Linked DNA regions of Homo sapiens: region 2 is linked to region 1. A link is a loop called in an ENCODE intact Hi-C map of the cell type or tissue named here. Cell type or tissue: chondrocyte. All regions are shown on one strand. Each heading gives the region's core, and the rest is flanking DNA. Links, peaks and the distances in the headings are about the cores only.

What was found. Hi-C counts contacts between places; a loop is a spot of excess contacts. Peaks named below come from ENCODE experiments on the same cell type or tissue, not always from the same donor. Only the 100,000 strongest peaks of a DNase experiment are listed, where the experiment ranks them.
Region 2: a loop joins it to region 1, with 2.4 times the contacts of the local background. A loop is called at or near these places in 4 of 110 quality-filtered maps.

What each region holds. Positions count from the first base shown.
Region 1 is chr6:169,080,116-169,095,744 of GRCh38, forward strand. LOC124901469 (a long non-coding RNA gene) reads left to right here. Exons shown (of 2, transcript XR_007059888.1): 2 at 13,192-15,629. Among named protein-coding and RNA genes, the nearest start is that of LINC01615, 75 kb to the right of the region's middle. In chondrocyte, for the core only: no CTCF peak of the experiment used is centred there; no DNase peak of the experiment used is centred there.
Region 2 is chr6:168,958,497-168,974,125 of GRCh38, forward strand. It overlaps LOC105378146 (a long non-coding RNA gene), which reads right to left and starts at 5,886. Exons shown (of 4, transcript NR_136250.1): 1 at 5,762-5,886. It overlaps LOC105378145 (a long non-coding RNA gene), which reads left to right and starts at 5,880. Exons shown (of 4, transcript XR_943300.3): 1 at 5,880-5,971; 2 at 6,701-6,856. RefSeq lists an enhancer at 4,069-5,268. In chondrocyte, for the core only: no CTCF peak of the experiment used is centred there; no DNase peak of the experiment used is centred there.

The sequences.
Region 1 (15,629 bases), core at 3,867-11,866:
TACCTTCACAACACTTCTAACACTTCTATGAGTCTAAACTTACTTCAGAATAAGAAGTCTCTAGATAAAGACAATGTATATGCATATACTCATATATGTATGCAATCATATAAATATGTACATATATACATACCTACGTATGAATATATTTGTGAAATGTAAAAGGTAGTGATATACTACAATGTTTTAAAATGGACTGAATAACGGGGATATGACTGTTTTTCCAGTCGAAAGTATTTCCCAATTACCGACTGGTGACTAAAATGTTCTTATTTTAGTTATCAGAAGATAGAGACTCAACAGAGCCTTGTTACTAGCTCTATTAATAAGAACAAAGCCAAATTAAGGCATTCCCATCTTATAGAACATCAGAATGAATATAAATTCCTTCTCTGAAGCCATAGAATCATGTGATATATTGCAACCTCTCTAGAAGCCAAATAAACACACAATAAAATAATAATAAGACTCTATAGACGACCATTGGATGATACACATCAAATCACCCAAATCCAACACTAAATGGGGCTGGAAGTGAACATTAACAGATCCTTCTTGAAAGGCTATTTACATACCATGAACCTTTATGTAGTCATGTAATTTGGCCTAATATTCCTACTTTTAAAAATCTATAATAAGGAAATAATTTAAAAATTCATCAAAAATTTATGTAAATGGTGTTTATTACAATGCTATGTGTAACACTAAAGATATTTTAATTGCCCTATGTCAACGGTTGAATTGTGTTCCCCAGAAATTCATATGTTAAAGTGCTAATCCCCACTGCCTTAGGACGTATATTACAGTTAGGGTTTTTATAGAGGTAATCAAATCAACACAAAGTCATTAGAGGGGCTCTAATCTAGCATGACTAATGTCCTTATGAAAAAGGGAAATTTGGACACAGAGATGGTTGGGGAGAATGCCACATGCAATTGAAGGAGAGATGGGGGTGATGTTTCTAACAGCCATGGACACCAAAGATTACCGGCAAACCCTGAGACTCAAGCAGGGGCCTGGGGCAGATCCCCTCGTGGTCCTCAGAAAGAGCCCTGCTGACACCTTGATCTTGAACTGCAAGCTCTAGACCTGTGAGACAATACATTTTAATTTTAAGCCACAAAGTTTGTGGTACTTTGTTTTGGTAGCCTTAGCAAACTGAAACAACATAATCATCAAAAAAAGAATGATTGACACATTCTAACACACGCAGACACTAACACACACGCAATATAACAACATAATTATCAAAAGAATGATTGACACATTCCAACCCACACAGAAACTCTCCACACACATGCAATAAAACAACATAATCATCAAAAGAATGATTGACACATTCCAACACACACAGAAACTCACACACATGCAATATAACAACATAATCATCAAAAAAAGAATGATTGACACATTCTAACACACACAGACACTAACACACATGCAATATAACATAATTATCAAAAGAATGATTGACACATTCCAACCCACACAGAAACTCACACGCACATGTAATAAAACAACATAATCATCAAAAGAACGATTGACACATTCCAACACACATAGAAACTGACACACGCGTTCAATAAAACAATATAATTATTAAAAGAATGACTGACACATTCCAACACACACAGAAACTGACACACACGTGCAATAACGTCTTGCTACAGTTAAAAATCACAAATTCGAAGAATATTTAATGCCATCATAAAATTCTCACCTTGTAGTGATGAGTAAAATCAGGAGGAAGTTGATCAAACATTCATGTTTTTGTAGTGGCATTAATGCCTTTTAAAGTTAATTTAAAAACTAAGTCATGTATCTGGAAAATGTGGGTAATGCAAGTCAACAAACTCTTTAAATACTGAAGGAAAAAAATACCTTAAATTATATTGGGAAATTGGTATAATTTGAGTGTCATTTTTCATAATCCTTACATATATTAAAAATTCCCACCTAGCCAAGATCCACCAACCAAACCAACCAACCAAAAATAAGACACAAAATCCCTGAAGCCAGACTTTATTTTCTTCACTCAGTTTAAAGGTTTCTCCATCTCATCCCTTCTGGGAGCCCAGAGACAGAGCACAACTTGGCGCCCACTCATCCATTCGTTTAGTCACTCATTCGTTTATTTTAAAAGTCAAAGTATTTCTCATGAAATAATCTGAATTTTGAGTCTCTCTTGGAAAACAAGAAGCAGCAGCCCTGAACCGGGCTCCCTACAGGGCACTGACCGCTGTGTCATCAAGATCCCAACAGCCTTGCTGGGCAGCTGCAGCTCTTACTGCAAACCTGGCAGTGGAAGGTACTTGAGTTTCTTCCTCCTGACCAGTGGGTCCAATCCTGCCCCTGAGTGTTTGTGAAGATTCTTTAATCTATGTGAACACGAAGCAAATCTGTGCAGTGAATACATAAAAGTACAATCATCATCACGTGGAATCCGGAAGCTTGTGTAACATCGGGAGAACACAGCCCTCACATTTATGAAAGCCTGGAACCATGGAACCAATGATTATCTGCTAACTTTATCAATGCAGAAGCAAAACAAAATCTGTAACCCTGTCCCCCACTCCACACCTACATTTCAAGACAGGGGAGACTGTGCCTGGTGACAGCAGGTGCCCTTGCCTCTGCCTTCACAGCCTCTGCTCCTGTCTCCCTCACGCTCAGTTTCTGGGGGCCTCTGCTCAGCACCTCTGAGGACACAGGGCTCAGACCTTGGCTGTTCTGTGCTGGAGTCCACAATGCACCCCAGGTCAATGCTGCTCATCACCACCCAGCTGCCTGATGCGGTCCTGGTGTCCACCCAAGCTGAAGGAAGCTGGTAACTCCTATCCTACCTGTGCCTGGAAGGCCAAGACCCAGGAACACTTGGAGAAACATCAGCCATGACCATGGCCCAGCATCTCTGAGGGAGGCAGCAGCTAAGGACAGTATGTGCCAGTCCCTCAATCTGATGCCAACAGAGTCTGTGAGCCGGACACAGGGGCCAGAGCCTCTCTGCAGCCCCACACAGTGGTGGAACAGAGAGACAGGAAGACCCAAGAGGTACAGTAGGCAGTGTTCCGTGGGAACCCTCATAGCCTGAGGCACACGATTCTTGATAAGGCCCTGGCCCTCCTCCCTAGGAAGCCCTTTCCTGCCAGGGTGGGCTCTTGCTGTCCCTGGGCTGCCCGGCAGGGCCTTCTTCCCCATCCTCCATGGTCACCTCTGAAGTGTGACCTGGGATGAGCCTCCCCTGGGCCCACACAGCCCACGGTGAGCTCCTTCCCTAGAAAAGTCTGGCAGTGCAAGGACACGTTCAGATAAAATAAGTCAGAGATTAAAATCCAGGCACATGTTTTTATCTTGCTGTGTTGTTTTGGGGTGTGTATTTCTCTTAAAAACTTCGTAAATCTCTCATTTATTTGATTCTAGACAGATCCATGTACCAACTGCCACATCCACACTCCTTTTGCAGACACACCTCTTAGATTTGGTATATTTCTGTGTGTTCTTCTCCAGCAACTCTTTCTCTGTGTTAGGCCTCAGGCTTCAGTGGGAGAGCCACACCCCCGTCTCCCTTTTCAAAGACCATTTTTGTGCAACATACAGGCCTCACTGGAACTGAAACCTGGGCTGTGCCTTAGCTCTGAAGCTTCATAATTCATTCAGAAGTTTTCACACCAGGAGTGGCGACTGGGTCTGGATTTGTTCTTTGCATCAGGGTTGGTTTTAATTAGGCTCTCTCTCTCCAAGGCCCTCTTGTTTGTTGTCTTTTTCCTGCTTTTTTTCTTTATTTAACTGTTATAATTTGAGCATGAGAAGCAGTTGACTCTTCCAACCCTGCAAGTCCCAGGGTCTGCACACTCCTGAGATCTCTGGATTTCCCCGCGCAAACTGATCACTTGTCTCATTTTACCTTTTTGTTTGTTTTGTTGGACCGTGTCAAATACAGCTAATAGGTAACCAAAGCATGCTACAGACAGCCTGTCTCCTGCAGCCTCTCCTAGAGTGACTATTACAAGGTACATCATCTTCCTTTCATTTCGTCACTGGTGCTGGTGTTGCCAAATGCCTCACCACCATGTAACGGGGCTGCTACCTCCGCATTTCCAATACCAGCTTTTGTGGGAAAGAGTTTCTGGGATGCCAGATGAGTTGGTCGCCCCTGTGTGAGACACCCATGGGGAGCCATGGGCGGCCTCTGAGGAGAAAAGTCTCCTTGTTGCCTTCATGTCTTTATGCCCGAGGGCGGAACAGCTCAGCAGCATGCCACAGGTTGCTCGGGGACATAACCCTCCCTTGAAGCTGTGGAGTATAATCAAACATCTTGGCTTCTCCTGAAACCCGCTCCCCGCCATTTCAGTCCCGATAGGTTAAAGATCTTAAGTAGTTTAGACACACGCCTTTGCTCAAGGAAATTCACAGAAACCGCCACTGCTGTACATCTTATTGAAGGACTCACGAGTTCTTCTTCACCGATTAATCCTTTTCCTCATCCCTTCCTACCCCTCCCATCTGCCCTAAGAACAAAGAGCTTGTAAACCAATAAATTGGGTGGAGGCCGAGAGCTCGGGGCCGTCAGCAAGCCTCCAGCTCCGGTCCCCTGGACCCGCCTTTTAGACTCTTATTCTGTCTCTTTCTAACTCCTTTGTCTCCGCTGGACTCGGGGTACCCGCCGGGTGATGTGGGGCTGGTTTCCCCAACAGCTTTCTCACTGCTCACTGCCTGTATCCTAATCTAGTGCCTGATACTTTCAGGCAGCAGCCCACATCTAGGAACCGATTTTTGTATTGGCAGCATGGACTAAGGTTACTATGTGTTAAGTAACAATTCCCACAAAACATACTACGTTCAAACTATGAAAGGTTATTTTTCACTCAGTCTACACAGTGTATTTCAGGTCAGCAGGGGGCTGTGCTCATCAGGGAAGCAAAAATACCTGGTCAACAGGGAAGCCATCGTTTTGAATTTTGCTACCCACCATGTTGGCAGAAAGAGAGTTCTTGACAATTTCACTCCTGCGATTAAATGCTCCGACTAGAAATGATACACATCGCTGGCCAGACCTAGGCACATGGCTCCACCCAACCACAGGTGGTCAGCTGATGCAATGTTCCTGGGAGACAGACATTTAAAGATATTTAGAGAAGAGCCTTGATATATACTCTCCTTCCCAAACACCAACACCCCTGACTCCAAAATGACAGCACTGTTAGCTTTTTCACTGAATTCATACCCTGAACTGGGTTTCACAAATGATGACTTTTATAACCAGTAGAAATAGTTAAATAAAAAATTCACTTAAGCTCCCAGCAAACAAAACGTGCAAATGTATTTTACACTCAGCAATATACTAATGAATCTCCCTGTCTGCACTTGACTTAGGATAGCACAGGGCACACGATTCAGGAAACGTTTTTCAGCTAACAATCAATATTGGAATCCAGCACCATTTCATACGCACAGGAAGACATTACTCTACAAACAGGAAATGAACACAAAGACTTGAGCTCCGGAGTGCCAGACTCCATCTTGCCAATTATGTATTTCCCCAAATTCTCAAGTCCTTTAGTACAAGAAGTCCACTTAATTTCTTTCTCTAAATATGCTTTACAGTGGCCTGCAGTAATGTGTGAGCCATATGCCTCTCCTAAGCACCTTCTCTTGTGAGACTGCCTCTCCTCAAAGCTGTGCCGGGAGCCAGGGACCGTAGTGAGAGCCACACAACATTTGCTCATGAGCAGGTTTTTTGACCATTTTCATAGATATCTCTGAATGTTTCAATTTGAATGATGTCCCTAATCATTTTTAAACGTTGTTAACATTTGCAAATCTACAGCTATAGCTACGGAATGACTATGTTCTAGTATTTGTCAGTTCTATAAGAAAGGCTGAAAATTATGAGCTCTATAACGATAACTACATCAGACAATTTACAAATGTGTTTAAATACACACTTCGTACTGAAATCATGGTGTGTATGAAAACGACTACTTTATTAGAAGGTACTATCAACATAATTTCGGAGTTTTCCAGATAGCTCAGGGTACACTAGTGTCAGAGCTGTTTGAACCAGAGCAACTCCATCTTGAATACGCCTGAGTGAAACAAGGCTGAGACCTGCTGGGCTGCATTCCCAGACGGTTAAGGCGTTCTGAGTCACAGGATAAGATACGAAGTTGGTACAAGACACAGGTCATAAAGACCTTGCTGGTAAAACAGGTTGCAGTAAAGAAGCTGGCTAAAACCCACCAAAACCAAGATGGTGACGTGAGTGACTCTGGTCGTCCTCACGGCTACACTCCCACCAGCACCATGACAGTTTACAAGTACCATGGCAACACCAGGAAGTTACCCTATATGTCTGAAAAGAGGAGGCATGAATAATTCACCCCTTGTTTAGCATATAATCAAGAAATAACCATAAAAATGGGTAACCAGCCGCCCTCAGGGCTGCTCTGTGTATGGAGTAGCTACTCTTTTATTCCTTTCCTTTCCTCATAAACTTGCTTTCACTTTGCTGTATGGACTCACCTCAAATTCTTTCTTGCACGAGATCCAAGAACCCTCTCTTGGAGTATGGATTGGGACCCCTTTCCAGTAACACTAGTACCTGCTTACCATAATGAAACACTACCAGTTGAGATGAGAAATGCATTTTTTTTTTTCGAGACAAAGTCTTACTCTGTCACCTGGGCCAGAGTGCAGTGGTGCCATCTCAGGTCACTGCAACGTCCGCCTCCTGGATTCAAGCAATTCTCCTGACTCAGCCTCCGAGTAGCTGGGACTATAGGTGCATGCTGCCATGCCTGGCTAATTTTTTTTTTTTTTTTTTTTTTGTATTTTAGTAGATACAGGGTTTCACTGTGTTGCCCAGGCTGGTCTCGAACTCCTGAACTCAGGCAATCCTCCTGCCTCGGCCTCCCAAAGTGCTAGGATTATAGGTGTGAGCCACCGTGCCCGGCCGCATATCTTAAAACCTAAAGAATTAGAAACAGAGAACCCATTTTAAAATGAGTCACTAAAGTCTGCTTATGTGTCAACAATATGTAAGTTACTTTTTTTTTTTTTTGAGACAGAGTCTTGCTCTGTCACTCAGGCTGGAGTGCAGTGGCGCGATCTCGGCTCACTGCAACCTCCGCCTCCCAGGTTCAAGCAATGCTCCTGCCCCAGCCTCCCAAGTAGCTGGAATTATAGGTGCCTGCCATCATGCCCGGCTAGCTTTTTGTATTTTTAGTAGAGGTGGGGTTTCACTGTGTCGGCCAGGCTGGTCTCGAACTCCTGACCTCAAGTGATCCATCTGCCTCGGCCTCCCAAAGTGCTGAGATTACAGGCGTGAGCCACCACACCTGGCCTGTAAGTTACTTTTAAACACACTGAAACAAAGTGTGTAGCTCCAAGAAACTACAAAGAGGGAAAACAGTTTCCATTCAGTGCCTTGCAGGATTTGTAAGAGGCTTTCCATGTTGGCTTGTGAGCAGCAGGAGTGAAAGAAGCTGGGATGGAGGAATGCACACTGGGCAGGGAGAGATGGAAAGGAAAAATACCAGCTGTCTCTGATTGCTGACAGCAAAGAAAAGACAGGGAACAACTGCAAAACCAATGCTTGTTGGTAGGTTTTCAAATCACTCCCAAACTCCCCTCTTTCACTCCTCTACCCGCTCCCACCCCCCGCAATACCTCAGAAAAAGTAACCTTTCCTTAAGTACAAAAACAAACAAAGGAAAGAAAGCTTATGGGAGTTGGGAAAACATAAAGAATGTAAATGAGCCTCCACATCTTTCCCAATGAATGTGGAGCAGGAATTCCCACTGGAATGTTGGCATTCCATATTTTTCCAACCCAGTATTTTTGGTGGAATTGCTGTTCAGACATAAACATTTACTCTCCTTCTCCGATTCCACAAGTCAGGGGCTCATTTCTATATAAAAGAGTGACAACAGAGAGGACATTCATTTAAATCTACTGTAAATTCCAGGCCCTCAAATAATTTGTTAAAAATCCGTTTAAAAAGATAAATAGTAATTTTGCTCCTGAAAGTGTTATGGGAAATTTTTATATTTTGTCTTTAATGAATCAACAGAAAGAAATGAGTTTTTTTTTTTTCAAGAATAGCTGTTCTTTGACATTTAATTTTCTCAGCATTGCAGCCTTCTGAAAATTGTGTATAGCAAATAAGATACGAAATGTGCATACCCTCAGCATTAAAATTATTTCCTAGAGTAATTTTAAGTCTTGCAACAAAAATAAATTCTTGACATTGCTCATTTAAGGAGTGGAACTGTTAGGAGTTATAACACTATACACAAATCTAATCTGCCTATCATAAAACTAATTATCATTTAAATAAAACAATAAATTTGAAGATGAGTCAATGGCAGGAGACCAGGCATGTCCTCAGACTTAGCCTTGACCAAGGTAAAACAAATCTCTTTTGCCCTGAATCCAAGTGATGAGATGTAGGCTGTGCAGTGTCAAGACACAAACATGCAAAACGGGTCTAGAATAGGATAACCCTTAGAATTAGGTTATGTCAGATAATGAGCAAATGATGATAATTTGGCAGAGTATCAGGCAAAGATACATACACAGGAATAATTTATAACAGTTTTAAGAATGTTTATACCACTACACTTTTTTCCAAATAATCCACTATCAATTGCAAAGATATTTAAGATAAGCAAGAATCAGGTCCCTGAATAATTCTTAAAAAATAATCTAGTCCAGTTGACCAAGCACACACTTCATCCTTTTGGTCAGTTGCTGTTGAGATTTTGCGGTATCCATGGTGGGGTAGGAGCTCCTGGCCTCCTCCCCTGTGACCTGTGACCTGTGAGGGTGATAGGCCAGCAGTCAACCTCACTGAGCTGAACGTTGCTTTTCTTAAGCTTCCAAATGCCAGGACAGGCCAGCCCCTCTGAAACAACCCAGAATGAAACACCCTCTCTCCCATGTTCCATGCTTTTCATATCTGGGTGTCCATCACACTGACCCCTTCAATCCTTCCTCTTGGAAGCTTCACATCCCTATTTCCACCAAATCTGCTTAGAGGACTAATTCAAGAGTCTTCATCATATATGGATGAGCTTTCTTAAAACGTGCTTCAGTTTGTCAATACATTTTATAAGTCATCGATTACTTAATACAATAATGAAGACATGAAAAATAGTGGAGCACAGCAACTTACCTTTAGGTCTCTAGTGTCTAACTCAGTGCTCAGCTCACAGAATGTGGTCAGATAAGGCACAGAATGAAGCCAGTTTGTCTCCTCAGAGTAGCATTTAATTTAGGGGTGGCCACAGAACTCCTTTGAATTACACTGAGCTGGCAAACAACTCAAGGCCTTATTCTTTTCCCATTTTGCCTATTATATGGGAAAGCTCTCCTTGACCCCGTGTGTATATTTGCTTTTACAGGGTAGAAGTGCAGTTATTTGTAGTTTATTTTCCGTATATTTCCACATTTTTCATTTTCAACAAGAAGCATTTAAGATATGTATAATGAAATATTAAACACTATATTTTCATTATCATTAATTGATATGGTTTGGTTCTGTGTCCCTACCCAACTCCCACCTTGAATTGTAATAATCCTAACTTGTCAAGGGCAGGACCAGGTGGAGATAACTGAAGCATGGGGGCAGTTTCCCCCATGCTGGTCTCTTGATAATGAGTGAGTCTCATGAGATCTGATGGTTTTATAAGCATCTGGCATTTCTCCTGCTTATGCTCATTCTCTCTCCTGCTGCCCTGTGGAGAGGTGACTTCTGCCATGATTGTAAGTTTCCTGAGGCCTCCTCAGCCATGCAGAACTATGAGTCAATTAAACCTCTTTTCTTCATAAATTACCCAGTATAGGGTATTTCTTCATAGCAGGGTGAGAATGGACTAATGCAGTAAATTGGTAGTGCAGAGAGTGGGGTGCTGCTATAAAGATATCCAAAAATGTGGAAGCAACTTTGGAACTGGGTAACAGGCAGAGGTTGGAACAGTGTGGAGGGCTCAGAAGAAGACAGAAAGATGTGGGGAAATTTGAAATTTCATAGAGACTTGTTAAATGGCTTTGACCAAAATGCTGATAGTGATATGGACAATGAAATGCAGGCTGAGGTGGTCTCAGATGGAGATGAGGAACTTGTTGGGAACTGGAATAAAGGTGACTGCTACTATGCTTTAGCAAAGAGATTGGTGGCATTTTGACTTTGCCCTAGAGATCTGTGGAACTTTGAACTTGAGAGAGATAATTTAGGGTATCTGGTGGAAGAAGTTTCTAAGCAGCAAAGTGTTCAAGAGGTCATTTGGGTGCTCTTAAAAGCATTCAGTTTTATGCATTCACAAAGATATGGTTTGGATTGGGATTTATGTTTAAAAGGGAAGCAGAGCATAAACGTTCAGAAAATGTGTAGCCTAACAATGTTATAGAAAAATAAAACCCATTTTCTGAGGAGAAATCCAAGCCAGCTGCAGAAATTTACATAAGTAATGAGAAGCCAAATGTTAATCACCAAGACAATGGGGAAAATGTCTCCAGGGCATGTCAGAGACTTTCACAGCAGCTCTTCCCATCACAGGCCCAGAGGCCTAGGAGGAAAAAATGGTGTCATATGCCAGGCCCAGGGCCTTGCTGCTTTGTGCAGTCTCAGGACTTGGTGCACTGCATTCCAGCCATGGCTCAAAGGGGCTGAGGTACACCTCAAGCCATTGCTTCAGAGGGTACAAGCTCCAAGCCTTGGCAGCCTCCACGTGGTGTTGAGTCTGTGGGTACACACAAGTCAAGAATTAAGGTTTGGGGACCTCCACCTAGATTTCAGAGGAAGTATGGAAATGCCTGGATGTCCAGGCATAAGTTTGGTGCAGGGTTGGAGCCCTAATGAAAAACCTCTGCCAGGGCAAAGTGGAAAGGAAGTGTGGGGTTGGAGCCCCACACAGAGTCCCCACTGGGGCACTGCTTAGTAGAGCTGTGAGAAGAGGGCCACCATCCTCCAGACCCACGAATGGTAGATCCACAAACAGCTTGTACCATGTGCCTGGAAAACCACAGGCACTCAATGCCAACCCGTTAAGGAGTGGCCCAAGGCCATGGGAGCCCACCTCTTGCATCAGCATGCCCCAGATGTAAGACATGGAGTCAAAGGAGATCATTTTGTAGCTTTAAGATTTAATGACTCCCCCACTGGATTTCAGACTTGCATGGGGCCTGTAGCCCCTTGGTTTGGGCCAATTCCTTCCATTTGGAATGAGTGTATTTACCCAATGCCTGTACCCCCATTCTATCTAGAAAATAACTACCTTGCTTTTGATTTTACTGGCTCAAAAGTGGAAGGAACTTGCCTTGTCTCAGATGAGACTTTGGACTGTGGACTTTTGAGTTAATGTTGAAATGAGTTAAGACTTTGGAGGACTGTTGGGAAGGCATGACTGGTTTTGAAATGTGAAAAGACATGTGATTTGGGAGGAGCCATCGGTGGAAGAATATGGTTTGGCTGTGTCCCCACCCAAAACTCACCTTGAATTATAATACTTGTTAATAATAATATTGTCAATAATATACTTGTCAATGATAACTCACTTGTCAAGGGTGGGACCAGATGGAGGTAATTGAATCATAGGGGCAGTTTCCCCCATGCTGATCTCTTGATAATGAGTGAGTCTCACCAGATATGATGGTTTTATAAGCATCTGGCATTTCCCCTGCCTGCACTCATTCTCTCTCCTAAAGCCCTGTGAAAAGGTCCCTTCTGCCATGATTGTAAGTTTCTTGAGACCTCTCCAGCCATGCAGAACTGAGTCAATTAAACCTCTTTTCACTATAAATTACCCAGTCTCAGGTATTTCTTCATAGCAGCATGAAACTGGACTAATCCATTCATACAAGAGATGTAGCATAAATTTGTCTTCTCTGTTCACTCTCCTCCCACATCACCCACAACTCCATGCCACCCTATACCCCCCAGAGCTGGAAACAGGACATCCCTGTGGCATGAATTCAAAATTGAAGAAGGTTTTGGTTTAGAGAAATAAATGGAAATAAACAAATCAATGAGGTTATAATCATGGTATACAGGAGAGATATTTATGAGTCGTAAGACTGACACAGGTTTTAAAATAAACTCGGGAACTCAGTGAGGATGCAGGGAAGGTGAGAGGGGAAAGATTAGCAGGAGGAGGAGGAGCTGGAAAGATGAGCAGTCAGAGGGAAAGGCCTTCATGTGCTACCCTGAGCATTCCATGCTGTATGTTAAGAGATACAGGGAGCACTGGAAGTTTTCAAGCTGTGGGGTCAAGATCAGATGTGAGCTGCTGACAGACATCCTTGGTAGGGAGGGGAGGTCGGATCTTCTGGTTCACTCTGGTAGGAACTGGACTTTGTTTTAGTAGGCACTTGTGGCTATGCTATCAATGCAAATATTGGCTTGTTTGTGTGTAGAGTTTGGAAGTCTTCCAACTGTGTGTCTCATATGGTTTCATCCCGGTTCCACACACCACAGTTCACTAGTTTTAGAGATGGGACTCCTCCCACACTCAGCTCAGGGTACTCATCTCATCTTAGGCTGGATTGGCGCTGATTGATTTCACTCCCAGTATCCACTTCCCTTTTCACACAGCTCACAAGGCCTGAGGCTCCCACTCTCAGTTATTAATTGATATTTCTAAGCTTCAGTTTCACCTTCATAAAACAGAGGAGATCCTAATGATGCCTACGTGAGATGTGATGGTAAATAAATAAAACAGACTAGAAAACTTGCCTTAAATAAGGACACACTCTTCCTTGGGGCCTGTCTCCTCTACTGCTATTTTTCTGAAAGAACTCAGGGTAAAATTTGCTTCTACAATTTACGGAAGCACACGCAGGAATTCCTAGAGAATATAAGCATAATTCATTATAGAAAAAGCTTGGACTCATCAAATTAACAATAGATTTGAAGCCTCAGGATGATATTTCTGATAAAATTCCAAGAGAGTTGAAAGTTTAAATATTTCCAACATATTAAAAAAAAATCCTGCTCCCTTTTATATTTTCCAAAGTCTTTTTCTTTCAACTCTTCCAAAATACTAGCTGAAGGGCAAAATCAAACAAAGAAAATGTGTTTCTATTCAAGAAATGTTAAAATAAATATGTAATGATTTCTTGGTCAAAGTTTTCCTTTCCCAAGATAAAAATAATTTGAAGTCACATATGATAACTATTACCATGCCCTTCCAGATTGTGAAGCACAAGATTCCTGCAACAGTTTACAAGCTGACAAGTGAGGTCGTGGAGTGCTCAGAGTCCAGAAGACCGGGAAGGCAACCAGGAGTTGCTGTGGAAGACCTGAGCTTCACTGTGGATGGGGAAGCTTGCACTCGCCTCAGAACTGCCCACCTGCCATATTTCTCAGTGTAAAGTGTCAATGGCACTGCCCACCTGCCGTATTTCTCAGTGTGAAACGTCAGTGGCTCACCTCCACCGAGCTTTCCTTTCAGCCGAGCTTCTTCCCGCTTCACCTCTGAGCCCCCGTGATGGGGCTTCCGCTGTGACTGCAGATTCCAGTGATGACTGTGGTTCCATGTTCTAATAGGCCTGGGTTTTACTGTGCTGTTTATGCACTCGTTCTCCATCTGCCCTTCACAACAACACATAGACTCCATATTTCTCCCCAGGTGAATACCCTTTGCTGTTGAAGATACCTGGACATCATAATTTGTGTTCACGCATGAAGTCTGTGTTGTTACATGCCTACTGTGCTGCAGGAATTTTGTGTATAACATGGACAAGGTCGATGAAGTCATTGCTTTCTAACAGAGGAGACCATGCAAGAAACACAAAAGTGCGTTGTGGAGAAGCACAGAACACACCCCCTAAGCACCCGCCCAGTTGAGGGGGTGGGAAGTGCTCCCCAGGGAGGGGCTGCTGGCTCCAGTCCCGCAGGGTAAAGTACCGGGAAGGGCGAAAGAGGCAGCGTTTATTCAGGTCTGGAGGTGGAAGAGGATTCTTGTCGGAAGGACACAGTGTAAACCAGTGTATATTTGATTGAGGTCTCTAGGTAGTTCCTGAGATCATACAGATAAAACATGAGTGGTTCTAAGAATGATCTATAAAAGTTATCTATATGCATAAAGTGAATGATAAAATCTTGCCCTCTTATGAGCAGCATAATGAGTTTACCCCCCAAAAAAACTATGAAGTACACGTTTCACAGTTCTTAATTCCCCACACTGCCCAAGGTCTCTCTCCCCTCTCCCCGGTCAGCAGGCTGTCCGTCCTGCTCTGCAGGCGTGAGGGTGCGTGCCCCTGCAGGCCTCTTCCCGGCCTCCATCTGGGCTATGGTGGCTCCTCCAGTCCCTGCCTGCCTTGCAATGCCCAGGCTCCTCATCTTTCCCACGCCTCCATCCCTCTGGGTCTGCCTTGGAAGCACTTACTGGCTCTACCTGGCAGTAGCAGCCACTCCACTAGAGTTGCTGGTGACCTTTTCTGGGCCTATTCCAGTACTGTTTTTTACTTTCTTCATGGAACTTTTCACCATCTGAGATTATTCACAATAATTCCCAGAGAACACAGCACATGTCTGTCTTGCTCAGCCCTGGATCCCCACCCACTCCGGCTCTTGAGACTTGGTAAGAGAATCCGCACCTGAAGAGACTGGGAATGAATGGAAATTTTCCTCCCAAGAGAAGGGCTTTGCATCCTCCAGGGCCAACTGGATAGCCGTGGAAATTGGCTGTGCAGTGGGCTTCTTCTCGCAGCTCTGCAGTCTTCTGGGGCTGTCAGCCACGATCACCTGCGTATGCCTGATGATTGCCACTCACAGGGAGAGTTAAAGCAAACCACGTTAGGTGGCCAAATATGTGCTGTAAAATGGTGCAAATGATAGCTTTTTGGCCTTGGAATATGTACAGTGGAAACATAAAACAAAACTAAAACCTCTGCTCAACACATTTTTAAAATTTTGTTTGGAAAAAAAAATGCTTTTTCCTGTAATCTTTCTTAACCATCAGTAGAGCTGTCATCCTCAGACAACACGCTTCACAAACAGCAGCCAAGATGTGGGTTGTGAACGACCATCAAGGTGCAGGAGAGGAAGAAGAAAATCATCATTCAGAAGACTTGGTGGTTGTCTGGATGCAGCGTTCCCAGCTCCCATCCACCAGAAGTTGCTCCTGGTCAAGTTGAGTCAGCGGAAGACAAAACAGCCTCCTTCTGAGGAGCGGCGTGGTTAAGGACAGACAGCAGGCTCTGCAGGCGTGGGAGGTGGCCAGATACAGATGCAGTGCCGAGCCAGACAGAGAGCTCAGCGAGGAAGCCAGGAGAAATCAAAAGACCAAGGAGAGAAGGGCACAGGCCTTGCCGTCACTGACGGCATCTTCACGTGGACAAGAGTGGAGCTCTGCTGAGGGTGGCCCTTCACTCTGCCAGGCATGAAGACCCTCAGCGCCCCCTTTAACATCCGTGTCCACTTCCACACACATAGTCACCACTCTGCATTAGTTTGTTCTTGCATTGCTGTAAAGACATGCCTGAGACTGGGTAATTTATAAAGAAAAATGTTTAATCAGTTCACGGTTCTGCAGGCTGTACAGGAAGCATGGCGGCTTCTGCTTCTGGGGAGGCCTCAGGAAATGTCCAGTCATGGTGGAAGGCGAAGCCAGAGTGAGCATCTTGCA
Region 2 (15,629 bases), core at 4,699-12,698, 120 kb before region 1:
GTGTAATTTTACTCAAACATGAAGTGACATTTTGCATGAAACTCTAATATTTGTTTCAAGGCATTCCTATAACTCAGTTTATCAAGACAGTTTGTTTATCTGTGCAAACTTCTCTCTATCAGGACAACATGTTGCTAATCTGAGCAAAAAGTTCATTTACCAAGTAGCAATGTTCTTGTGAAGGCTCACTTCGAAACTCTTGTCTTCTGTCCACAAACCTTACAAGATCACACCACAGGCTTTACCCAATCCTAATCAATTTTCATCTTAAAAGAATCACCGAAACCTACCATTTATTCTAACAAACTTGATAATCCACACTTCATCCTGATAAAAACGTTAATTCAGGAAATTCTTCTGGCACAGACTGGGGTCTCCGTATCTTTCTCCCTCCAATCATGATCCCGGCTCTTCCGGGATCCCATCTCTGTTGGTGAGGAGTCACTGGGGCTCTGGGAGCCCTGGAAAGACTTGGGACTTTAAAAGCTGAAGATTCTTAAGAAGCTACAATGTATATTATTTGTTGTTTTATTTTATTGACTGGTTCTCATAGCATACATATGTATGAAAAACTAGTACTTATCTCTTTTTTATCTTTCTAAGAAGTCTTTGCAAAAAAGAATTATGTGCTGGTTGTGTGTGTCTGTGTGTGTGTGTACACCGGTGTATGTGTGTAATGGGGGAGGTGCTGGTTGTATTATTTGAGAATAAAGAATACAAGGCTTTGAAAAGTCACTTTGCCCAAGGCTACATAGTAAGTTTTTTGGATTTTGTTTGTTTTGTTTTCTTCAAACAGGGTTTCATTCCTGTTGCCCAGGCTGGAGTGCACTGGCGTGATCTCAGCTCACTACAGCCTCTACTTCCTGGGTTCAAGTGGTTCTCCTGCCTCAGCCTCCCAAGTAGCTGGGACTACAAGCACATGCCAGCACACCTAGCTAATTATTTTTTCGTATTTTTAGTGTAGATAGGGTTTTGCCATGTTGCTCAAGCTTGTCTCAAACTCCTGGCCTCAAGTGATCTGACCGCCTTGGCCTCCCAAAGTGCTGGTATTACAGGCGTGAGCCACTGCACCTGGCCTATAGTAAGTTTAACAGCTGGAATTCCAACCTTGTGAAGCATTGATAAGAACTGGAAAAAAAAAAATTCAGAAGAGTAACTTAAACACATATAAAATGCAAATCCCCATGGAAGTGTATTAACTAGACATTACTTACTAGATTTCATTAAATTCCGGTAGATCTAAACATATTGCAATTACATGCACTGATATATTTTTGGAAACTGAATATTTTAATAGCTTTGTTGAAATATAATTAATAAACCGTACATGCCAGTTAGTATAGTCTCAGTGCTGTGCAACCACAACCACAAGGTAATTTTAGAACATTTTTACTCTGAAAGGAACCCCATACCCGTCAGCAGCCATTCTCTTGCCTGCCACCTCCCTCCACCAGTCCCTGGCCACCACCAATCTACTCGATGTCTCCATGGGTTTGCCTGTTCTAAAACTTTCATATAAACAGAATTATAGAATATGTGGTCTTTTAAAAATTCCTTCAAACTCTGTATTTTCCCTAAGCATATATCTAACTGAATTTATGAAACTTTTGCAATAATTTTAAAGGAAAGTTTTGAGTTACTTATTTTCAGAAATGGTAATATTCAATTTTTTTTAATTCTACACAGAAATAAATATCTTTGAAAAGCTCAGCTGTTGGAAGTGAAGATGCTTTGTCCAAATGGAGAAATAAAATTAGGATGAAGAGACGCTAATTTAACTACATTTTGTGATGGGAAAAATGCAAGACATTTATTAGGGAATCCATTCCCGATCCTGCATAAAAGGGCACAAACTTTGGCCACAGAGTATTTTGAAGGGGATACATGATAATATTAATTAAGCATATATATGGGGCCAGATTTATATTTTTAATAGACAAGTTAAAATACCCAAATTCATGCAAGGCATAAGAATGACAGCTTTGTGAGGAGCAAGCAAGGCCTCCAGGAAAGGGACAGGGAGAGAAAGTGGGAAGCGGATGGAGGTTGGGCTGAGGCCCTGGTCTCTGCTCTTCCCTCCTCCCCACCAGCCCGTTTCTCTTTTCCATCTTTTTCTACCCTCTATGACAAATGAGAGTGTATCAAATTCACCTCCAAATGGGCTAATGTATTTTCCATGTCTCCTTTCACTCGGTTTAAATATAGAAACAGAGGAGTGTGGAAAGGCACTAGCCCCAGCAGAGCGGGTTGGCTTTGTCCCCGGGTTCACTCTTGTGTCCTGGACAGGTCACTTCAGGTCTCTGCTCCTCGGATTCCTCATTTGTGAAACACAGGCAAAAACTCAAGGATCTCCACCTTGCTGTGGTGGTGAATTAGTGGGGTAAATGCTTAGCCCAGGGCTGGCTTGCTGTACCCTCCACAATGACTACTTGAAGTGGATCCCAGAGGCTCTTTTCTTTGCAATAAAGACAGTTTAAGAAAACGAGATTTTTAAATAACTTGTCTGCAACTTCTGCAAGAGATGATAAGAGCATATGGTTTCTTTCTAAGCTACTTTCAGATGAACCGTAAATCTTAATGCGTTCTCCTGCACTGGAGGGAGAAGCTGCTAATGCAAGCTCAGCCCTCCTGTGCAGCTCGTAATGAGGCAGGCCCCTCAGTCCCCTCTGCTCCCCAAGACCAGCCCCACAGCTGGGCAGTTGTTGCAATGTGACACACTTGGACACGTAGCTGAGACGTTATTTTGAAAATGAAGAACCAATATTTTTCTTACTTATAAAAGCAGTCCTGCTTCTCAAAGGAGACACCAATCCTGGAAGACCTGGGACAAGGTAGAGAAGAGGTCTTCTCCCCTCATGCCTTCATGGAGAGGCTCATGCTGCTAGACATAGCAACCTCTGTCAGGAAATGTCGCGTCTTCAGCCCTTCACGTAGGCAGGTTTGATTCAGCGTCCTCGTGGCATTTCCTGTTCCTGCCCACTTGTGCTCGCGCACGCGCGATGGGGTCGGCCTTTCTGACATCAGCTGTCTAACCGGTAGGGAGCAGGGTTATTGACATCGGATGTATTTAATGTGTTTAATTTTCATCCATATATCTTCTTGGCTGATCTGTCTTTTTAACTATTTTGCCCATTTTAAATTGTCTCTTCTTTCCTATTATTGACTTTTGAGTCTTTTTAGATGTGAAGTACAAGCCATTTTTTTCAGATATATGGTTTGCAAATGTTTTCTCCAGATCTGTGGCTTATATTTTTTATTCTCTTAACAGTAGTGTCTTCTGACTAGCATATGTGCTTCACTTTGAGTATGTCCAATTTATCAGTTTCTTTTCTTTTATGGATTGTACTTTTGCTGTCAAATTTAAAATATCTTTGCCTAACTAAGGTCGCACAGATTTTTTTCCTATGATTTTTACCATAATTTCTTTTATATTCTACATTATGTTTATAATCTATTTTGGTTCCATTTTTACATAACATGAGATACAGATAAAAGTTAATTTTTTGCGTGAGATATCCAATCGTTCTAACACCATTTGTTGATAGGCTATTGTTTTTCCTCCATGGAATTTTCTCTGCACCTTTGTTGAAATGAACACACCACAGATGTGTGAGTCTATCTCTGGGTGTGGATGCGGCTCTGGTGATCTACCTCTACGTCCTTATGGTAACTCCTTATTCTCAGGCCACCACAGTTGCTGCCGTGCAGAAGAGCCAAGGCCACCAGCGGCCCTGGCATTCACTCCCCTACCAGGCCTATTCCCCAGGTCTGGGTGGAATTCAGAGCCCAGGCTGCCTCTGGCCCCTTCCACCAACCCTGTGCAGATGAGCTGGGGACCAGCCCCAGCACCGGGTGGCCGGTGGCCACAGAGATGGACTCAGCACAAAACTGCTTGGTCCTGCGCTGTGTGGAAGCCAACACCTGCAGCTGGAGGCTGGGCTCACTGTGGACTGAGATGTCTTAGGTTGCTTTAGGCTTTGGAATTAACCCATTTATACCGAAGGTTGCAAATTTTTTTGTGTGAAAAATCAGACCTTGGCAATGGTTTTGAGCAGTAGGATATAAATAACTCCCACAAGCTTAGCGTTCCAATAATGGAACACTAGGCATAAATGGGTTAAGGGCATCTTTATTTCATAGTAGGCTTGTTAGGATTTTTCTCAGTTCATAAATTAAGGGTAGAGAAAGCACTCCTCCCCCAAGGGGAGGGTGAATTCCCACTCTTCCTCCGGGATCTTCCCTGGGAGAGGGCCCTTTTTTAGCTAGCGTGGTGGTGAGCCGGGTTAGAGGTTGTCTCTGAAGAAGTTAAGCGGTTGGTATTTCCTCCCATGTGCAGTTCTTCTGAAGCTTGGTCCTCGGGCAGGGAGGAGGCAGGTCCTCGGGCAGGGGGCAGGGAATCGAAGACCTGCGTGGTCACAGGGGAAGAGAAGAGAAAGGTCCCGGCAAGACAGTGTACATCTAGGGTCGGCTTCCAAAGGACCGGCAAGTGACAACACGGAAAATGTGAAGACAAGCCCAGGGTCATCTTCCGACTCTCCATGTGTTCGTGATGAACCGGAAGTGACGTCACCCTCTGGCATTGTCTTTCGACTCTCAGTGTTCGTGATGATCCAAAAGTGACTTCACCCTCTGGCAACTCATCATTCCAACCCAGAGGGCCAGGCCATGAGGGGCCACGACTAAGCAGCTACATGTGTAAAGCACTCCAGATAGTGCCTGGGACGATCAAATTACTCTAAAGTATATGTGTTGCCCATATAAACTTGTCATACTGTGGGAAATGGTACTGTGGGTTCCGACTTAGAGCCTAATTTTAAGCCTTCTGCTTCAGAATGCAAAGGAAATTCATAATAAATTCCTAACCAGTTTATAGCTGATGTCTGCTTTCAGGGAGCCTGTTTTCAATGGAGAGTCTCCCTTTGTTTCTGACCCACAGTGAGTCGAGCTCTCTCTGATTTTACACAGCAAATTGGTTCCTATGCTGTTCTTCACTTCTTAGAATCCCATCAAAAAGAACACAGAGTAACTGCCTATAGAATCAGGTTCATTGGAGACTGGGAAAACTGGTGAAAGTCAACCAAACATAGAGGCATGGAAGAGTTATAGAAGAAGTTATACAGGAAGATATTCAGTTGGTCTCCACTTCTGAGATGGCTCATTTTTTAATACCTGAGTCTAAACCACATCATGTTTCTATTTTAGTTCCTTTTAGAATTAACATACCTTTATTCACGTCTGATACACTTCAGAACTTTGGCGCAAACCATCTGTTTGGGTCTTAGACTCTTTTCCTTGGACTTCCACCGGGGCTTGCCCGACGCCAGTGGACATAGAGCATGAAAAGGCTTCCTTTATTTGTCACATCCTAGTTTCCTTCTGTTTGAATTGTTGTCAGTTGATACATTAAGGGTAGAGGAAGCACTCTTCCTCCAAGGGGAGGAGAATTCCCGCTCTCCCTCTGGGTTCTTCCCTGGAGAGGGCCCTTTTTAGCGAGGAGTGGTGATGAGCAGGGTTAGAGGTCTCTCAGAGGAGGTTAAATTGGCCCTGTACTTTCTCCTCAGTAATTCCTGAGTTGCACCTCTGCATAAACACACGCAGTCTGACATGGAAGCCTGACTCGGCTGGAATCTGATCTCACCTCTCCTCCCTGTGCACTTGCAGGGACCTCAGCCTCTGCGGGCAGCCCTTTGGGCACCAGAGCCTTTCCTGACCCGGCTCCTGGCCACTCTCCCTAGAGGCTTTACCTAGGGGAGCTCCCTACCGTTTCCCCAGCGAGGAGGAAGCCAGGCCCCTCTTGGGAGAGGTCGGTGATCCAATCCAGGTGACGGGGTCGGTGGAGAAGTTCTCTCAAAGAATGTATCAGACGTAAAGGTCAGGAAGTGTCTAGCATTCCGGAACACTGGGAATTGTGATGACAGCATGACTGTGTGTCCCGGGAGAAGATCTGCTCCGTGGTCTAATGGAATCTATGGTAGATGAAAGTGTCTCATAAAAGGGTTTTTTACTGAATTTGGAAAATTCATGTTTCAGCCAAATGAATCAGAAAAGACTTTCTTTTCTTTTTTTAGCCAGAAGTGTCCATATGTTTTCAGATGCACTAGCAAAGCAAAAGCACAGAAACATCAATTTTCTAAAAGAAGGGCAAAACCACATTTTCTCCCTGGAAAAACTCAAGAGTTGAGAAAGGGAAATTGGACATGTCATTTGGGATTATACTGAGGCAAAGTTGCCATCTGAACAGAAACTATCATTGGCAAATGCAACGTTGCCACCCTCACATCTTCCAGAAACGGCTCCTGACAAGGCTCTGACCCTCACTCACGGATGGTTTCTTGATTCCTTGGTTGGTTTATAATGGCACAGGAGAATGCTCAATAAACGTGATCTCTCACAAATAAAGTGAGCATTCCAACAGGCGGTTCAAGCCTCAAGCATTTTTAGACAGAGCTGGGTGACTTTGTACTTTTAGGATATAGCTGAGTGAATCACTTTGAAGGTGGAGAACAAAGAGAGGGCCCATCATTGCGGAACACAGAGCTCTGGGGGTGAGGATGCTTGGGAGAGAGGCACTGCCCGCTCCAGTTGCATCGTGGACAGCACGCGTAACACAGCCTAGCCAGGCACTGGAGCAAGGTGATGAGCCTTCTCCTCGCTTCACAATCATAATCCTTCTGTTTTCCATTCATAAATGTGTTTCTAGATTTATCCACTCATCTGTATTCAAGCCAAATCTTCATGGTGAAATCCTAAGCAATCTGGCAGTTGGTGGAAAATCGGTATTTTTCAAGTCACTTGAATTGTTCAATGGTCACAAGAAACTACTAGTTGCTTATTTTAGTGAATTATGCTGCATTCAGTAAGTACCCAACATATGTATAACTGGCAAGTTTTACAAACCTTTGTTACTGAATCAGATCAAGGATAATGATAAGCTCAGCTGGCACCTTTCCCACTGCCAGGGAAAGGACTATGTTTATATGTTAAATATTTACCAAGTGGAAAGCACATAATCATTCATTTAATCCAGGCAAATTGAATGACTACTATGTGATGGTTACAACAATGAAACCACAATAGCCCTTCTCTCCAGTAGTCACATCTGCTGTTTCCTGAGAATGACAATATGATTCTTTTACAAGTGTTCTGTAATCAAAACACTTTACACGGGGACTTTAGAAATTCTCATATTGCAGACTTTACTTATTGCAGATGAAGAAACAGACCCAAAGAGGTGAACTCACTCATGAAAATTTCTGGAAGTTAGTAAAAAATAGTTATTGTTATTATTAGAGTGCTTTATTATTGTAACTACAAGATAGTTGTTGAGAACCTAGACAAAGCAAGCTCTGAGACACACCTCTTATGGGTGTAAATTGATACCATTACATAGCAAAGTCACTTGCATTATCTAACCAAATTAGTTTATTTAACTAAATTGGCATTACTGAAAGCTAGAAATCCCACTCCAAAGTATATAAATTCAACTCACAGCTTTCAACCTTTTTTTAATGATAAAAAACAGAAAACATTTAATATCATAAGACAAAACACAGTTATATAAAAGTTTCACAAAACATTAATTTTGCTTACTTTGTGCAATGCAATCTGATTTTTATTGTTTTCTTTTTCCTCCCCTCTCCTCTTTTCTCTGCTGTCTTCCCTTCCCTTCTCTTCCACTGAATTTTATTTATTGAATTAAATAATATTTTCACCACCTATTAAATGTATTTAATGATCCACTAATGGATCAAACTCTTAATTTGAAAAATGCTGCCTGAGAAGAATTATTGTTCTTGTTGCCAGAAACACAAAAATGTGCAAAGCAATGTCAGCAAGAGCAGAAATGTGGAACTATCACAAATGACATGGTTAAAAGGGGCAGTCATAAAATGGAACATTAAATGTGAAGGAAAGTTAGTGAACTATAGGTGTACTTATCTCAGATGTTTCTCAAAAACCAAATGAGTAAAAAACAAGTTCCAGAAGAATGTGTATAGTATATCTACATTTATTTGTTAGTCAAAAACCAACTGAATAATGAATTACCCAGAAATCATATATACAGCAAAGTTATTTAAAAAGCAGGAATGATTTATGCAACATTTAGAATAACTTTTACCCAGGTGGAGGAGAAAGTGGAGGAAAGATAGTGTATTCACAGTTTATGATGTGCATAGGTGTGGATTTTTTTGCATCTATCCCCTTGGGGCTTCAGTGTCTTGTACCTGTCCGTTGCTTTTCATCAGATTTGTGACATTTCCACTTTTCTTTCTTCAGATGGTTTTCTCTTCCCTACTCTCTCCTGACGACCTGATTACATGCCTGTTGGGCCTCTTGACACTGGCACACAGCTCAGTTTTTATTCATCTTTATTTTCTAAGCTTTAATTTACATAGTTTCTACAGATAGACTTTCAAATTTAATCATCTTTCTTCAGCATTCTCCATTCTGTGGTCCGGCCTATCCAATGTATTTTTTGGAGTTCAGATGTTATAACTTTGTGATCTAGAATTTCCATTTGGTTCCTTTTTCTAACTTGCTTTTCTCTGTTCTCATTCTTCATCTGTTCACTTGTTCTTTCCTTTTCCCCCTAAAAATACTTGAATATCTTTATAATAATTATCTTCAAAGTTCTGTTTGCTAGCTCGAATTCTGGAACCAGAAGAACATTCTGTTAGTGTCCTTTTTTTTTCCTCTTGTTCATGAGCCCCATGTCACTTTGCACACCTCTGAATTTTTAATGGTGTATAAAACATTGTATATAGAAGGGAATTGGAATACTCTAATGTTTTGTTTTGTGTTTATCTGATTTCCAGAGAATGTGAGCTCTTTTCTGTGTCTGTGGAGTAAAATGAGGAAGTTATCATCAGGTTTTACCAAAAGTCATGTTGAACCAGTGCTATGCTGTTACTTTTATAAGAATGAGCTCGCTTGCACTGAGGACAGCCTCAAGCCTTCCACTTCCCCACTGTGGCCCCAGTGGAAGGACCGGTCTATTATATTTTCATCATAGAGTGTTTGATCCAGAAAGAGGCCAGGTTCAGCTGTATCAGGCCCTCAATTCCACACACCATGAGAATAAGCAAGACTGTGCAAATTCTGTTTTTCAGTTTCTATTTCACTGACTTTTTCTTTTTTCCTTTTTCCATAAAGTTGATTTTGTGCCATGGATAATATTCAGCATAAACAAATTATTGTTTCATTTGGTAATCTTCCAGATTCTAATCCATCCCACCATGTCCACCATTGCTAATAGCCTGGCTGAACTTACCTTGACCTTGGAGAGTCTAATATTCTTTAAAAGGCCTCTTCTGCTGCTTCCATGATTGAGAGACCCGTGTTTTGTCCCCTGGAACTTCCAAGGCTCTCTAATAATCTACAAAGTGTTTCTCTTGTCTAAATCAGTTCAACAATGCCTTTCTCTTTTCACCATTCATGAATATTCTCATAGATAAGGATAGTTATTGTATATTCATTCTTCTTTTAATGTTTTTTATTATTTCCACAATCAAACATTACAAGTATGTATTGTTTTCAAATATCAATGCACAACGTAAGAGCATATACTAACATTAAAAATTGTATATAATAAAACTGACTATGAATATAGGCGATGGTTCTATTCATCTTGTTTTATGTTTACTACTCAGAATACTGAGCAAAATTTAATACGTTTTGAATTGTCTGTACAATGTTAGTAGCTTTAGACTCTGTGAGGTTGGCAGGTAATAACAGAGAGTGTTGCTTTCTATTAAAATAGACTCTAAATAACTATCGATGAGCATGAGTGTGTCAGTATTTACCAAAGCAGCTGTGGCTGTAACTCCGTTTGTTAGGTCACCATGGTGATAAAGCTGAGGTTGCGGTTTCATCACGTGGGACCAATTAGTTTCACCCTGTTCTCCAGTCACACGTGACATTCCCCTTTCTACTCACTTGGCTGACTTCACTGAGGAGACACTGGGTGACAGAATGCAGATAGATCAGCACACATGTGTTGGTGACTCAGGCATCGGCACACGCGTGTTGGTGACTCATGCATCGGCACATGCGTGTCTGTGAATCATGCCTGGTCATGTATGTATCTTCATACAAATGATTAAAAGTTTATGTAAATACTGATATTATGTAGATATTATTACTACATAAATTAAGTTGAAGTTTGATGGTTGGCGAGGAAACTACTCAGTGACACAAAATATAGTCCTTTAGTCCAGAGCAATATGTTTTTGTATTGTCAAATCATTTTTGTATTAAAAATGCCTGGGGCTTCATTCATAGTAGGCTTTCCTCACATATTGTGGAATTGAGGTTGTTTCTCTAAATATGGACGCTTACGATGGGGTAATTATCTCTATTTGAAAAGTTATTTTTAAATACTTACTGACCTTTTTACTTGATTAGAACTAAAATGACGAAAGTTACTATAACTTACAAGCTAGCATAACTAATGTGCTACCAAATGCTTAAAGAATGACAACATACAGGTATTCCCACTGAATGTTGCCTTAAAGAATGATGGCAGAAGTTTAGAATACCTATTATGCTTAGAATGGAATGGACATAGGGGTGGATTTTCTACCTCATCTTTGGCATTTTTGAAGAAGCTAAGTGCTGCACAAGACTGATAGAAGCTCACAGACTGCTGTGTAGTTTTTAAAACATCTTAATGGTATCTCTTTCTCTCTTCACACACATGGACACACTTCTATACACACAACTTTAAATTAAATAGAAATAATCCTTTTTGGTTAGTTTATTGTAATTATCATTAAAATTAAAAACAAATATTCTATGCAGACATACTCAGAAATATTCCCAAACTTCAACCCTGAAAAAATGACTATATGCTTTACATATAAAATATTTGCAAAAGTTCATTGAGAACTGATTATCCTTAGACTAGACCATAGTTTTAATGGCTCTGCAAGTGGCTCAAGTGGCAAAGAGAGAAATCAAACCCACCTCCCAAAGTTTCTTCCAAAAATGAGAATAAAAGATGAGACTGTTATCTTCTATTGAGTATCTTCCACTGAGTCCTGTTTTGTTTTTGTTTCTTCCTTGGGCCCCTTTGGCTTTCTTTCTGTTTTTAAATGTTTTGTTTTTTGATGTCATTTAATTTTTTTGTTTTATTTTTGTAAAATGTATGATCTATGAACACATCCAGTTTTCATGTCAAGGTTACCATTTCTGAAGTAATACTGCACACTTTTTAATTCGCTGGTTTGATAAGGCCTTTCTTACACGAATCTTTGAAATAAGAATTATGTGATCAGTTAGCTTTATCTGTAATCGTCACTAGGTAGTTTAGTAAATTCTATCATCCTGGGAGATAAAATAGTATATTTTCCCATGTCTTAAAAAAAAAGGGAAGTGACTTGTGAATATATCTAAGAAAATAACTGATATTTTAAAAATCATTCTATCACTGATGCATTTTGTTATGACTATGAGGCTTCCTAAGTATCATTTGGAACCTGTATTAGATTAAGAGATAGTTAAAATGCACTGCGTAAGAGAAAAATAGAAATTTTAAAGATAGAGGGAAAGGATATTGGAGGAAGCTAAAAGGCAAAGAATCCCTGTACCTGATTATCATATATATTCCAAGTTGAAAAGGGAAATATGAAAAGTTTACTTCTAGGAGCAAAGAGGTCTGCTGTTCACTGTTTAAATATGCGGCTTTAATGACCTGCTCAGGTGGGCTATAATACACCTCCACCCATGAGTCTGTAATGAGCATGCGTTATAGAAAAATAGAGTGTGATAGGAAGTTATCATGGGCTGTAATATACCTTCACTGATGAGTCTGTAATGAGCATGCGTTATAGGAAAATAGAGTGTGACAGGAAGTTATCAAGGTTTTGAAAGAGGTGATATATTACAGACAGTGGAGACAGAGTGATGAAAGCACCGAGCATCGGATGTTAAGGTCAACAGCAGATTGGATCAGTGGAGCCCAGCACGGCAATAAGTGGTGCAGCTGGCATTCAAGGGTTTGGGAGGAACCAGGTCATGAAGAGCCTTTAGTGCCATTAACTGGGTCAGCCCTTGTGATTTCGACAGATCATGGAGATGTATCTATATAAACACAAATTGAGAGAGACTAGATTGGGTTAGGGAGACATACCCAACACACACACACACACACACACACACACACACACACACACACGCATGCACAATCTTTGCCAGTTTGGGCTGCTATAACAAAAACATGAATTTATTTTCCACAATTCTAGAGGCCAGAAATCCAAGATTAGGGCACCAGTATGGTCAGGTTCTGTCGAGGGCCTTCTTTCTGGCTTGCAAAGGGGTGCCTTTTTCTGTAACCTTACACAGTAGAGAGAAAGAGAGAGAGCTCTGATCTCTTCATTGCCTTCCAAATGCACTGATCCCATCATGGGGGCTTGGCTCCAGTCTTATGCCCTCATCTAAACCTAATTACCTCCTAAAGGCTGCATTTCCAAATGCCAGTACATTGGGGATTAGAGCTTCAACATCTGTATTCTAGGGCGACACAGTCCTTCAGTTTATAGCATTTCTCCCTGTCCCTCCAAATTTTACATCTTCTCACATGCAAAATATATTCATTTCATCTCAACTGCTTTAAAAATCTGAACTTGTTGTATCAGAAACTCTAAATTCCAAAGTCCAAAGCTTCAACTACATAACCTCTAAGTCAGATTTAGGTGAGACATGAGGTAGAATTTATCCTAGGCGAAATTTCTTTCCAACTATGAACATGTGAAACCAAATAAGCTACGTGCTTACAAAACACAATGGTGGAACAGACATAGCATGGATACTGCCCTTCCAAAAGGGACAAACAGGAGACAAAAATGGAGTGATGGGTACCAAGCAGGACCTGGTGAAGTAGAGGCCCAACTTTTGGTCCACTGGGGCAGCACACTTGTCTGCACAGCTCTGCTGGGCAGGGGCCATGCCCCCAGGACTCCGATGTGTGGTGGCCCTGACCCTAGGCTGCAGGTGACCTAATCTCCACAGCATTGGGTGTAGGCTATTTTGTTTCTTAAGACCCAGGTAATATCCCCCCTCTTTTAAAACTGAAGAGGCAGCCCTGGTCATCTCTGAATTACTATTTGGGTCATTCTTTCCTTTGCTTGACGTACAGTGCACATTGGCAGCTAAACCGCTCTATAGCCCTATTCTGTGATTGCAAGTTCAGCAGTCTTCCTGCATTCTGTTCCATTTCTGTCCCCTTCAGCTAAAAACTGGCAATTGTCCTGGTAGTGTGGTTGACTAGGTCCAGGGCTCATATCCACACTAATCTCGTGTCAAATACTCAGCTTGCCCCACCTCGAGTGCTCTCTTCCTGACATGCTTTTTTATTTTTGTAATATGTACAGGTTTAGAATTTCCAAATCTTCAAAATCTGGTTCCTTTTGGTTAACAATTCAATCTTTATTTCTGTCTTCTTGCATTTTACTGTAATCAGTCAGGAGGAACTAAGCCACTCCTTCAATCCTTTTCTTAGAAATCCACTCAGCTAAATATCCAATTCCAACACTCAGAAGTTCTACCTTCCACAAAACATTAGAACATGAACACAACCCAGCAAATTTCTTTGCCACTTTGTAACAAAGATCCCCTTTATAACGTGTTCTTCATTTTCTTCCTGAGAACTCATCAGAAGATTGTTTATTAACAATATTTCTATCAACATCCTACACATGATTACATTTTATCTCTAAGAAGAGGGACGTTTTATCTGCAGCCTTCTTTTCTTCCTTAGCTCTCACCAGAATTGCCTTTAGCAATCCCTTCAGAGCCGCATCAGCTTTTTCTAGCATGGGCCTTAAAACTTTTCCAGCCTCCACCCATTACCCAGTTCCAAAGCTGCTTCCACATTTTTAGATATTTGTTACAGCAGAACTCTCATCTGATACCAATTTCTGTTTTAATCAATTTGGGCTGCAGTAACAAAAAATGCCATAGACTGTTGGCTTATACAATAGAAATTTATTTCTCACACTTCTGAAGGCTGGAGGTCTGAGATCAGGGCACCAACATGATACGGTTCTGGTGAGTGCCCTCTTTCAGGTTTGCAGACAGCTGCCTTTTGCTCTAGCCTCACATAGCAGACAGAGAGAGAGAGAGAGAGGAGCTCTGATCTCTTTATCCCCTCGTAAAGGTACTAATCCCATGAGGGAGGCTCCACTTTCATGATCCCATCTAACCCTAATCACCTCCCAAAGGCCCTACCTCCAAATATTATCACACTGGGGTACTGAGGATTTGGACCTCAACCAACATATGGATTTTGAAGGGGACATAGACACAAACATTTCCTCCCTTTCTCTCTCTTTCTCCATATGCACGCACACACACATACATATATACAACACATATAAGTACACACACACACATATACAAACACAAACATTTCCTCCCTTTCTCTCTCCATACACACACACAAACACATACGCATATATACACAAACACATACACATATATACACACACATATGTATATACAAACACAAACATTTCCTCCCTTTTTTCTCCATACACACACACACAAACACACACACACATATATGTACAAATACAAACATTTCCTCCCTTTTTCTCTCTCCATACACACACACACACACACTTATATGTATATGTATATGTATATGGTTCCATTTTGCTTAACAATTTTATCTTCAATTCACTCCCATAAATAAATTTTGTTTTCTTTTTGCTTAACCAGAAAATGAGTATTATAATTTTTTCCACTCCTAAAGGAACGTCAAAGCCTATCTAGTGTTGTAATATGTTAGAATATTCAAGAGCCTTTTCAGGACACAGTCTAGTGAAACATTTTACAGGAATTTAGATCATTGCACTGAGCATTTAGGAAAATGACCAGATTTTTCTTGAGGTGTCACTAAGTCTCTGGAACAAATGGCATTCCTTAAACATTCCTAATTGGCATTCAATTTATAAGAACAGGACCTAAATTTGAACAAGGCTGCCATGGACATTGGCCCTACCCTGCTCATCTCTCAGCCTCTTCTGAATATTTTCCCTGCCCATGATTAATTAAAGATAATTGATAAAGTACAACTTTTTCATGGGCAACTTTCATTATCTGTTTTGTTCATAAGACAAGAACTGGCCATGTAATACATACTCTGTAATATTGGCTGCCATAATCAAATGGTGAAAGTTGGAGAATGGAGGTATAAAGACTAGTGATGGAAGGGATATAGAGATACCACTCATCCCCTTTAGGAATATCCAAGCCTGATCAGATGAAACTATCTATTTTTTTCTAATTTTAAGAAAATGGAAATTAGTACTATGCCTACTGAATTGAATCAAGAAATGTGTTCAATGCAGAATATATGGCATAATTTATTTTGCATGTTTTGGATGAAAGTAAGATAAATGGCATTATTTTCTTAAATGATAAATACAAATCATTGGTGAACCTCAAAATGATAGTATGATGTTCCTAACTTTGTCCTTTATAAAAATTCCTCTTTTCTGACTCAAGTCACACATGTTTGATAGAGGTGGAGACTCTTGTTTCTTTAATATTTTTTTTAATCCCAATCCTAGGCCTTTCACTGCAAGAGGTCTATAGAAATTTCATGTTTAATGTAGGCACATCTGAGG